Regions from separate parts of the Mus musculus genome. Here region 2 is linked to region 1. The links are chromatin contacts, found by Hi-C in ENCODE. All regions are on one chromosome and are shown on one strand. Each heading gives the region's core, a stretch centred on a gene start or an enhancer-like site at or near the end of the contact. The rest is flanking DNA. Distances are from core to core; before and after follow the strand shown.

Region 1 (5,752 bases), core at 1,131-3,630:
AGGTTTCATGGGTTGAAGAAATACAGGGAAGATAGACTCAATTTATTGATGCTCTGATTCCCAAAACAAAGTTTACTAACTTTCATAAATATGATAGGAAAATATGTGGAGATTTTGAATAGAAAATATTTTAATGGTTTTACTATGGTTTATGACTTTTGATATTATTCCCAGTGTTTCTCTCCTCTTCTGGTACAACTTCTTCAACCTGTAGTTCTTAATGAAACTATCTACTGTACTCAGTGTCTATTGCCAAGGGGAGGGGGACCAAACAAACAAACAAACAAACAAACAAGAAAAGTGGCGAAGGGGTAAGAGCTAAGCACAGGCTGCCTGCCTGAATTGAGAAAGTGGAGATATTACTCTTTGCTTTGCTTGACTCTCTTCTGTGTCCAAAATCAATGTGTTCTATCACCAATACTAGAGAAAGAAGGACAGAAAAATGTATAGATATCTGCAACAAAGCTTATTATTGTTGTTGTTGTTGTTGTTATAAGTACTACATCACCTTCCAAGAAAACTTTGGTGTAGTGTCTTGATATTTCCCATAGATTCCTTTATCAGAAGTTGGGGAGGCCACAACCATTGGAGTAGTTTGTATAGTGGTTTGTCTCAAAATGTTAATACAGAAGTGCATGCCATGGAAAATGTGGACGTCCAGCCTGCTGTTAGTTCTCGTTGGAAACTGTAATGTGGTGAGGGCTACTTCCATGGATAGAAGTGTGGTGATCTGTGCATGGAGAGATTCTGCTCTCATAGGCTTACTTCAGGGAAGTAGTTAATAATCTAGAGGAAACACATTTCTGGGATCACCCATCCTCAGAAGTTCAGCCAGTTCGCCCCACTTTTGTTTGTGCAGGAAGACTGTAAATCACTCATGCATACTTCACAATTTGGACACTGAATTTACTTGGATGAGCACGTTTTTTTATAAGTCTGCAACCAGGCCAACTCTGCTCCAGATATATTTCCTATACATTCATTGAACTATATTCAGTACCTCATGTGCAGTAGTCCCCCTCCCATCTGAAGGTAGGAGTAACATTAACCCGTGCTGGGTCCCCAGGCTTCTCTGCTGTATTTTGGCCCAGTGGCCTGACTACATGGATGTCCTTTGTAGATTTAGGGTTGCTGCATGGTTTGACAAGCCTCTTTCCATAAGGCCCTTAGCTGGACCGCTGTCCTTGGTGCTGAATCGTGTTTGCCTCACTGGGATTCAGCTGCCGGGTCAATGAGGCTGGATAGAAAACCTGGCTGACTGAAAGCTCAGGTGCAGGACCAAAGAAGACTGTAGTGTATAATAAAAACAGCTCTGTCCCCGCCCCCAATCCTCCCTCACACAGATCACGCTTGTGTTCGCCAGGACCCCATTTGTAATTTTCTCTTCCAGACCCCCCACCCAAATGCCTTCAATATGGCCTCAAATGCCGGCGTGTGCAAGCACAACCCACTTCATATCAGATTGCAGCAAATTCAAAACCTATTCCCCGAACACGGAGTCTATGAAACGAGCTTAAGCTCTTTGAAACAAAACACAAACAAATAAAACCTAGTTCATTAACAAATAAACCAATATGTCCTTCCTCTCTCTTCCGTCTCTCTGCTACCCTATATAGTCACTCTTCCCTAAATTGTGACGCTTAAATTCCAAAAGAGTGTCTCAAATCTGGGTGGTCTCCCTGCTTCCACAACCTTTTATCTCCCCCACATCTCTCTAGAGCCAAACGACGCTGAAAACGGCCCATCTTACCCTGGGTAGAGCGATAGCAGGAGCAGAATCCACAGCGTCATTTTCTGTGAAAATACAGGAGAGTAGACTGAGCTTCCAATGCTCCATGTATTTGGCGAACTCATCGCTTTTTTTTTTTCTCTCGCCTCTCGCCTCTGGGTTGCAGAAGAATCCCTCCCCTTTGTATTATTATTATGCTGATGATTTGATGCCGGCTCCCCCCACCTGCCTCTAGTAGGTCCCGTCACTCAGAGATGTATTGCTACCAGCTTAAAAATTAATATTCAGGGGGCAGAAATAAAGATCAGTACAAACGCTTGCAGATACCATCAAAGCGTCAGCTCAGGCAGCAGCTTCCAAGTCTGAGAGGATAATAGAATTGAGGCAGGGGGATGGTACACGCAGAGATGTACACAGGAAGGCAAATGAGAGAAGCAGAAAGGCGCTCACATTCATGCCCGGTGCACTAACAGGAATTCCCAAGGGTCGGTCCTTTTAGGTTTATCTACTTGCTCTTTTTCTTTCTTTCTCTCTTTCTTTTCTTTCTTTTTAGATGGGGCTGTGCTCTCTTTGTCTGGTTCTGTTGTGTGGGAAAAAAAATCACTCAGTAGAGGTTTTGCCTGATTAACTCTCACAGATTAACTGTGAGGTCAAAGTGGAAGAGATGTGAGTCTGCAGGAAGAATTAACACATGCGTGAATTCTTGCCAGCACTCTTTAACCCTTTCCTGTAGCAGCAGACTAGGATTTCCATTCACGGGACAAAAAGAGATGCTTCAGTACTCCTAGGAACAGAGTTACTAGAGAGAGGGTTAGTTTTGCCCTATTTGAGAACAATGTTATTAACTTAAATCATTGCATCGTGTGGGGGAGGGGCACCAAGCAGTGAGAAAAAGTAGCTGTGCTTTGCAAACCATCTTCTGAGAGAAGGGTTTGGTGCATGTAAATTGAAGGGAAGCAAAAGACACTGACACAATAAGGCATGGAGAAAGTCAATCTGTTGGAATGCTAACCAACACAGCTCCATGGAGATAGGTGCTTAACCAAGATCACCAAATAGGGCCCTGGTTTGCTTATGCCTGTGTGTACCAGTGGGTAAAGCAGTGGGAGATTGGGCAATGGGAGACACTTCTGTCAATTCTATAAGCTCTGTCCTTCGTTTTCTTAATAATTTTACATGTTTTTGGAATCCGTCTTGGAAATCCCTGTATTAACACTCTTCTTTCTTGATCAAATGAGCCACAGGGACAGAGGAACTCTCTTCTTATTCTACCCTAATTAATCGGCCATACTCTCATATCCTGGGGCAGGAGATGGCAAAGCACTTTCCACTTCCTGTAGAATCAGCATTTCATATGCAATATGTTCATTAAAAGACACAGGGGAGGTAATTGTCTCAACATTTTTATAAAAGCTGCCAGTGCTCCATGTCTAAACCAAACCTTCTCTGAAAAAAAGATCATGCTATACGAATGGCATTTGAATAAGAAGTCCAAAATGTGGGAATTGAACATAAGATAATAGGATCCCAGTTCCATCCTTACCTTCAAAATTACACCTGAGAAAAATGGGAAAAAAATGTTGATGGCTTCTGCCTATGACATAGGACTAGGAGATTGCTTCTGTTAGATACATCAAGGAAACCTGCATGACAGTAGCCTTAAGCTCAATTATTTCATTGCATGGGACAAAATCCAATTAAAATAAAAACAGCATTCACATGAGGTCAATGGATTTCTTCCCACTGTGATTTCAACATTGGCAGAACAAATTTAAATGTCTTTTCATTGAAATGTTTCTCACTCAGCTACATCAGGTAGACCAGGGTTTCCCTTCACAAATGCAGTTTATTCAGGTCAGAGACAGTCTACAATTACACATTGTTGAGGACTATATCTAATTTCACCATAGCATTAAGAATAAAGCTTACAGGCATATTTATAGATGCTTAAAAAAGTGATGTGAAAGAAAGAGGCAAGTTATAGATCACAAAAATATTAGATCCCATAACCACTGGAGTGGCTATCAGAATACACATGTCACTTAATTCCAATCAGAGTTACAAGAATAAATTGAGTGAAGAGAGTTTTATGTAATATCCTAAGTGGCCAACCAAGCAGTTAGGCAACCCACTAATTCGCTAATTTTTTCTAGATGATGTAAGTACTTGTGTGGGAAGAATCTGTCGTTTCCCCTATGGGACGTTTCAGGATTTCCAAAGTACTTTCTCAGATAAATTCAATTAGTCACTCACATAGTGAACCCCAAGAGAATGATTGTTATCAGTCACAAATTTTCACATAATAGTAATCTTTCAACCAAATGATAATGTTCATAATAATCTCCACAAATTATCATCAACCTCAATTAACAGAATGCCTTCTCACATGTTAAGAGAATTTTAATTGTACTATTTTTGACTAGTAGGCTTCAATGTGCCTCAGTGGATCTTCTTATCTGATGACTAGTCTTTGAACTAAGCTATTTTGATGTTTTCTGATATTGCCATATCTCATACTCATAAAATATATTATTTAATAACTTATTTCATAATCATCTTATCTATTTTATTAAGTTTATATCCATTACTTTATAAAATGAGGCTCATTTTATTATAAATTATATGCATGTCTATATGCATACATGTGAATTAAATTATATTAAAATTTGAAAAATATACTAGAATGTAAAAATGAAGAAAATGACCACTCACCTGCATTTAACTACAAAAGGAACTGCCATTATATGATACTATTTATATTTATTGCTTCTGCTGTTGTTAGTGTTATTTGTGTTAAATTTTAAATTTGATCTTAATTTGAAGCAGTGAGAATACTGGTGGGTTGTGATCAATATTCAGAGAAGCAAATTATGAGATTGCACATTGTGGGCCAGTAGGCTATATCTGTAGGGAAAAGCGACAGATTCAATCGAGTGGTTCCATTATCTAGGCATTCCTAACATAAAATGCAAAAGACAAAAGAATTGCACAGAAGCTTGTGTGGATAGGTAGATTGAAGCAAGCTATGTAGTGGCAGAAACATACAGAAAGACTAACTCTATAAGGTAAAGAGAAGAACTGACTCTTGAGAGCTGTCCTTGCCCAAAAGTCATCTTCTGACCACTACAAGTGTTCTGTAAGTAAGTACATACTTGCACATGCATACACACACACACACACACACACACACACACACACACACCATGCACACACACACACGTGCACGTTCACACACACACACACACAGAGAGAGAGAGAGAGAGAGAGAGAGAGAGAGAGAGAGAGAGAGAGAGGCAAAGACAGAGACAGAATAATTAAATAAGTAAATAAATTTCAAAATATTAAAAGTTTGATATATAAGCAATTACTTATGAGAAATTCAAATATATGACTTAAATTTTAGTTCTGGCAAAAACTCAGTAGGAAGACATTTGCAACTTTTGGGGAATTATTAATTGAACAACTAATAAGTATTAGAAAAGTCTATGATATAATGTGAAGGTATAAAGAAATTAAAGTAGATTACCTGCAGAATTAAATAATTAAATAATTAAATTAGCTCTAAGATTATACCTCATCTCTGGCAACTTAAATGAGTAAAACCTACTCTCTATTTTCCTAGGATTTCCTTGTTTAGCCCCAAATGGAAGAAAACTACTCAACACTAGAAGTTAGCTAAATAAAGTAGAATCTGATTGATAAGTCTCAGAAGGCTCCCCCGAAGGCATAAATTGAGGAAAAAAATCAGAAAACGACAACAAAAAGATAATATTTTACGTATCAGGGTAAACTCTCATTAAATGCTTGTTTCTATGGAAAAAGTGTGCAAGGGATGTTAAAGAGTTCAGAGAATGCAAAACTGAAAGACTGGAAAGGCTTTGTCAGTCGTAGTATCAGCTGCTATTCTCTACCATGCAGTATGGCAACTGAAATCGATCAGGTGAAGGTTCCCTGTCAGCACCTCACTCCACTCCAGCTCCCGTGGCCCAGACCTTTCTCTAATTAGAGAATTGCTGATTAGTC
Region 2 (5,752 bases), core at 1,653-4,152, 180 kb after region 1:
CATTCAATTACATGGTTAAAAAATAAAATATTACCATTTATTTTATTCACTTTTGATCAAGGATATGGGGTCATATAACACAAAGATATGATTGGCTACACAATCTTCTAAAATAAGTATTTCCAGCATAGAATTATAGATACCCTTTTGAATTCAGTACAGATATAAGAGGTGAAGTTAATAAATCTTATACCGAAAGGGAGAATATTATCTTCATTTTTGTACAATCAATTTATCAGACAGAAAAATTGTGTTTTCAAAAATACATATCTCTTTTGTGTCATTGTGAGAATTTTGTGCCTGTTCATCACTATATATAGCTATGTGCACAAAATGATCTTAGTAAATTGAACTAGCACTGAGTGGACTATTAAAATATGATGAATTATCAGTCAATATGCTAACATTTTTGTTTACTGCTTGAAGAGAAATTAGAGATAAATAGGTAAATATTTAATAATACTAAACTTTCTCAAAGAAAAATGTGAGAGTACAACTCACCTCCCAAACCTGGTCTCAGACGATTGTCATAACCGTCCAGCAGTCGGTCCAAAATTCTTGTGAAGACAGTGGTGTTGTCTTTAAGTTCATCTTGGGAGGGCTGTCCATAGCTGAGGGAAGGATATAGAAAATAATAGCATCAAATTTCCACTAAAACCTCTTTCGATTCAATGCCTTCCTCAGAGTTTCTTACTTAACTTGCTATTGGGAGTTTGAATGTCATTAAGACTCTCGTCCTTGTCTCCTGTGTGGCCTCATTGGTGGTAGGCTTTTAGTTTTAATATAGAAAATGAGTTCTAACTCTACGTTTTCAGCTCTCAGCACAGCAAGTTCTAGAAGAGACATACCTTCTCTGAGCAAAGAAGACTGTTAACTCATACTGTAAGAAACAATTTGGAGGGCTTGATCTATATTATTTATCTTCTACGTATGTATATCTATATGTGAGTTACACAATGAATTCAAAGGTTCTTTTTTATTTAGTATGCAAATTTTTAAATATCAAAACTCCTTCCATTTCGTTTCCATACATTTTTTATTTTGATTTTTTGGATGTTCTTTTAAGATATTTAGGAAAGGAAGATACATAAATCATTTATTATGTTATTTATATTTTTATGAGTGTATTGATTTCCCTTAAGATGTATGAAGCAATGAAGATTCATTCAAACCTTTATTTTCTTTAACTTTGGTCATTTCTGGGTTTAGACATAGTAGAAGTGTTGGGAAAAGCCAACACGATGTAAGATGCACTCTAGATATAAGGTGGCATCGTGTTTTAAGACACAACTACTTAAGGGCAAAGCAGAGGTCAGAAATGAGTTTTTTTCACTTTCTGGAATAAGACTTTATTTTCAACCTTCTGTAGAGGAACGGTCATTCCTGTTCTTTCTGTTTGGGGCTATAGTCTTTCAGTATTATTATTCTAGCTTTCAACCACATAGGGATGCACTTCCTATAACTTGTGTTTCTATACCAACCGGTCTATTATCTATGCAGAATTAATCGTGTTTTATGTAATGACCAGCATGACACCTTCAAATCCTCAGAGAGAAGCAGTTTCTATCTTAGAAAAAATTACACTTGCTGACAAATCTCAGTGAAAGCTCTGACCTTGAATGAAAAGCTTAAGTAGGTACAGGGTGTAAAATTAAGAAAGGGAAATAAACCTATATACTTTATATTTAAATTTTAGTATTCTTTTTGTTTCACTTGTACATAGTTATATGGTTAATAAATAAATGTGAGCAAAATAATGGTGTTTTAAACCGGAATTCACTTCTTTGACAGGGATGCCAAATATAATCTATTTTCACCTCAGAAACAAATGCTGTTTTGCAAATAATTAATTTTGTATAAGCAAAATTCAGACCACTTCCTTTTTTCTTAATTTTATAAAATTTTATTTAAAACTTGCAGATATATAACACACCATACACCAAATTAACCACAGTCAATAGAAGGGACTAAGGAAGGACTGAATGTAAATAATGGCCACTTTAAAGATGCAAAGTTAATTTATTTTTCTAGTACTGATTCTTTCATGGATAAATGCATAAAAGATATTCAATACTGAAAGTATAAACTTTAATGTGACTCTTCACTGCTTCTGTTTGAATGCCTATCCTAACTGTATGGACATTAACTGAGTTGTATATACTTTCAAAGACTGCTTTTCTGATAAAGTTTTAACTTGATAGTTATACGTAAAATTTCTCTATGGCACTAAATATATGGAATTTATTTCCACAAGACCATTTTTCATTTCATTAAATTAAACATTAATCCATTCATGTCACACAGATTAAGAGCTTATTCTCATTTGGCAAAATTAAACACCTTGTTGTTTTATTTTATTTCTTAAATCAAGTTCTCAGTGAGTTTGTGACTTCCTGCGTGTCTCATTGGCAGATGACAGTAGTAAGGTAAAAGCAAGATCGGCTTTCAGAAAGTAAATACTTGTAAAAATTCAATGTCACAAAAACAAATACCATCCATCATCTTTCAAGGACACTGGAAGGTCGTGTTGATAAAGACAAAGAGATGTGAACACATCTAGGGATTCAGGAAACTCTCCATAGAGAAAACTCTTAGGGGGGAAGCAGTGAAATTAGGAAAGAAAAGATGATAAGTTAGAGAAACAACAGAAGGTGATTAGACTGCTAACACAGCCCTCAGAATCCCGGGTATCTGTTACCTTTATCTGTGCGTGTGGTGTGTTTCCACAGCTTATGTAAAACACAAGAAATTGTTTAAGCTTATGAATCTTGCTGTCAGCAATTGTTTGAATTGGAATGCAAATACCAAAGAGATCAGCCCCTTCCCAAACAAAACCAGCCCTGTTATTCCATTTGGAATGGGAATCTTTCTTTACTGTGATTTTGTAATCAGGCTCATCTTCAACCTTACATCTAATTTCCTATTTAAATTACAACTGCCACAGAACTCAGGAGAGGAACTAAGATGACTTTGGGAGTGAATAAATACTAATAACAACACAGAATGCCCTAGACTGAATACTCATTTTTGAAGAGAAATGTCAGTTACTGAACCTGCTTTTGATTCCACATGAACAACTCTGTAATAAAACACTGTGCACTAACTCCATCTACAGGTCATTATAATAGTAACACTCCATATAATTTTTCAAAAATCACTGATCACTTAACTCCTGAAATTAAGAGTATCAGACTGTAATATGCATCTTCTTCTTCCGATATTTGTTTATGCGATAATACTAAAAAGTAACACAGCCAGCATCTCATTTTAAACCAATCCTCAGAAATGTCTGCCTTTCCAGATGATTCCATAGCTCTGATTTTTACTCATAAAGATTCACTTCCTATTACACTTCAAGGAGTTTAGGATTTTATTATATGCTGAACACCTTTTAGTAAGGCACAAGAATAGACTAGACAAAAAACTATTAAAGTAGAGAACAATATAAAATATTTGATCATTTAGATAAATGCTATTACAATCTCATGTTCTTTATTGGATCATTAGAAAATACATTTATTAGTTCAACTTACTGAAATTGATTCACAACATTTCTTCTTGATATTAATACTAAATGAGCAAAATTTAATTTTTATCTAGTATTTTACAGCAATCATCTGGTATATTCTATCTCTATTGATTTTATTAACCATGGTTTAAAACACAATATACATGTGTTTCTAGTCATGTGGCATTCACGTTATAAATATTATTTTAACTTATTTTTATTCTAAAATATTATTTTAACTTCCATGCTTTTGTGAGTTACTCTATGATTTTGCAAATAGTTAGAAAATTTCCTATTGAAAACTTAACTTATAACTATCTAGTAACTTTTCCCATAAATTAGGAAATTATATATTTTTTGCTCAGTTACAAATGAAAACTAAAAAGTTGTTTCAGACTTAAGAGTTGAATTCATACATTTCCTAGTTTAAATTTAAAAGTAAAGCTTGTTAAGTGTATTCTCGTGAGCATCCAAACAAGAAAGTTATTTTCATGTTCTATTCTTCTTTAGTCTTAGCTGAAATTTTATTGCAGTAAAGTTTTCTGAATTCCCTTAGTCATGAATTCATCCATGGACAATTTTCTTCCCCCTGATGGAATAAATAAAAAATTACAGAAATTGTCATGCAGATTTTAAAGAAAATGCCCCCACCTTCTTCCCGACAGTGTGCTCAGAATGAGGGTCCAGGCCCAAAGATAGTCAGAGAGACCCCGACTTTTCTTCATCACGGGCTTGCACAGCTGAAAAGTGGAATAAGTAGAGATCAGTGTGTCTTGCAAGAAACATCAGGTTATAACCACTAGGGCTGACTGAGGCAGTTCCGATGAATGCTTTGAAGTCAGGAAATGACCTCACTGGAATATGACACTCATTGGAAGCAATGGAAACCTGGCCCATCCACTCCCCACCTTCCGTACCACCTTTCCATTCAGAAATGTACCAGAATTTTAATTTATCCTATAAAACTTGAAATGGTTTCAGGTGACAAAATTACTCTAGAGTAGCCTTTGCATTTCTATTACTTGCTGATTTATTCAAAACGACCTTTCTGATTCGGGTCCCTGTGGTGGAATCTGTACTGAAAGGTTTAAACTTGGTGTCTCTAAAAGGAGGGCATGTGGTTACGTGGGATCTAGTAGACTAACACCTCTGTTGACAAAATGCATCCCTGAATTCTGGAGATACCTTGATTTCAGAAGCAACTGTATCTGCCTCTTTATAAAAACCATTGGAAACACACTGTTGAATGCCAGAGTCGTGCTTCTCCTCTGTGGTTGTTAAATATGCTCACTAATGTTTCTGTGAAGCTAAAGGATACACTTTAAAGTCAGGCCATGTGCTGGGCTCTCTCTCTCTCTCTCTCTCTCTCTCTCTCTCTCTCTCCCTCTCCCTCTCCCTCTCCCTCTCCCTCTCCCTCTCCCTCTCCCTCTCCCTCTCCCTCTCTCTCTCCCTCTCCCCCTCTCTCTCTCCCTCTCTCTCTCTCTCTCTCTCTCTCTCTCTCTCTCTCTCTCTCTCTCACACACACACACACACACACACACACACACATCAATGCACACAAACATACCCACACATATCTTGTAAGCGTCCTTTAATTTCTTCCAGGGTGCTGCTAGAAAACACTTTGTCTCCAACAGATGGAAGCTTAAGTGGTTTGCTTCGCATGAAAAGGAGGGTATATTTATTCCCACTTAGGTAAATTGCAATCAATCATTATCTGATTGTTGAACTTGGATATGGTAGGAGGATACTGGAGGAATAAATGTGTATGGAACAGAAGAGTTATAGAAATGTCTATGTGTGTGTGTTATACATTCACATAATTATGTGTATATACATAATTATTAAGCCAAATTTTAAAATCCTGAGCACTACCTGGCTAAAAAGCAGATGTAGTTACTTAAATGCACTGAAATTAATCCTGGTCCTACTATGAAAACTATTACATGTATTTTATTTTCCCACTTTCTCGATTCTTAACTCCTTAGTAGGGTCAACCGTGAATAGATGGAAGCTTTATAAAACCCAGGGTTTTTTTTTGTTTTTTTTTTTTTTTTTTTTTTTACATTAAGCATTCTCTAGGTCCATGTGGTATGTATGCCTTTAAATACATCAACAAAATGCTTTCTACACTCTCCCGGATCATTCCAATCAGTAAGAACCATCACACACAGCCATGTAAGCAGGGAAGCAGAATTCATTTAGAATGAAATTATGTAGAGATAAGCACCGTGAGCTTCCTCA

Evidence for each region. A loop is a pair of places that touch in the nucleus more often than their neighbours do.
Region 2: a loop to region 1 is called in a map of left cerebral cortex, with 2.6 times the contacts of the local background. The contact joins the enhancer-like site here to the promoter of Gabrg2 in region 1. A Hi-C loop is called at or near these places in 1 of 37 maps with a recorded cell type or tissue (left cerebral cortex).

Annotation. Positions count from the first base shown.
Region 1 is chr11:41,998,477-42,004,228 of GRCm38, forward strand. It overlaps Gabrg2 (gamma-aminobutyric acid (GABA) A receptor, subunit gamma 2), which reads right to left and starts at 2,381. Exons shown (of 10, transcript NM_008073.4): 1 at 1,751-2,381. The coding sequence starts at 1,854.
Region 2 is chr11:42,175,401-42,181,152 of GRCm38, forward strand. It overlaps Gabra1 (gamma-aminobutyric acid (GABA) A receptor, subunit alpha 1), which reads right to left. Exons shown (of 10, transcript NM_010250.5): 2 at 4,160-4,248; 3 at 502-611. The coding sequence starts at 4,233. Among named protein-coding and RNA genes, the nearest start is that of Gabra1, 4.7 kb to the right of the region's middle. Within about 2 kb of position 2,903, at least 1 of the 3 ENCODE cell types and tissues checked has a DNase peak (open chromatin) inside an H3K27ac peak, as active enhancers do; it is left cerebral cortex, where a contact is called at or near this core.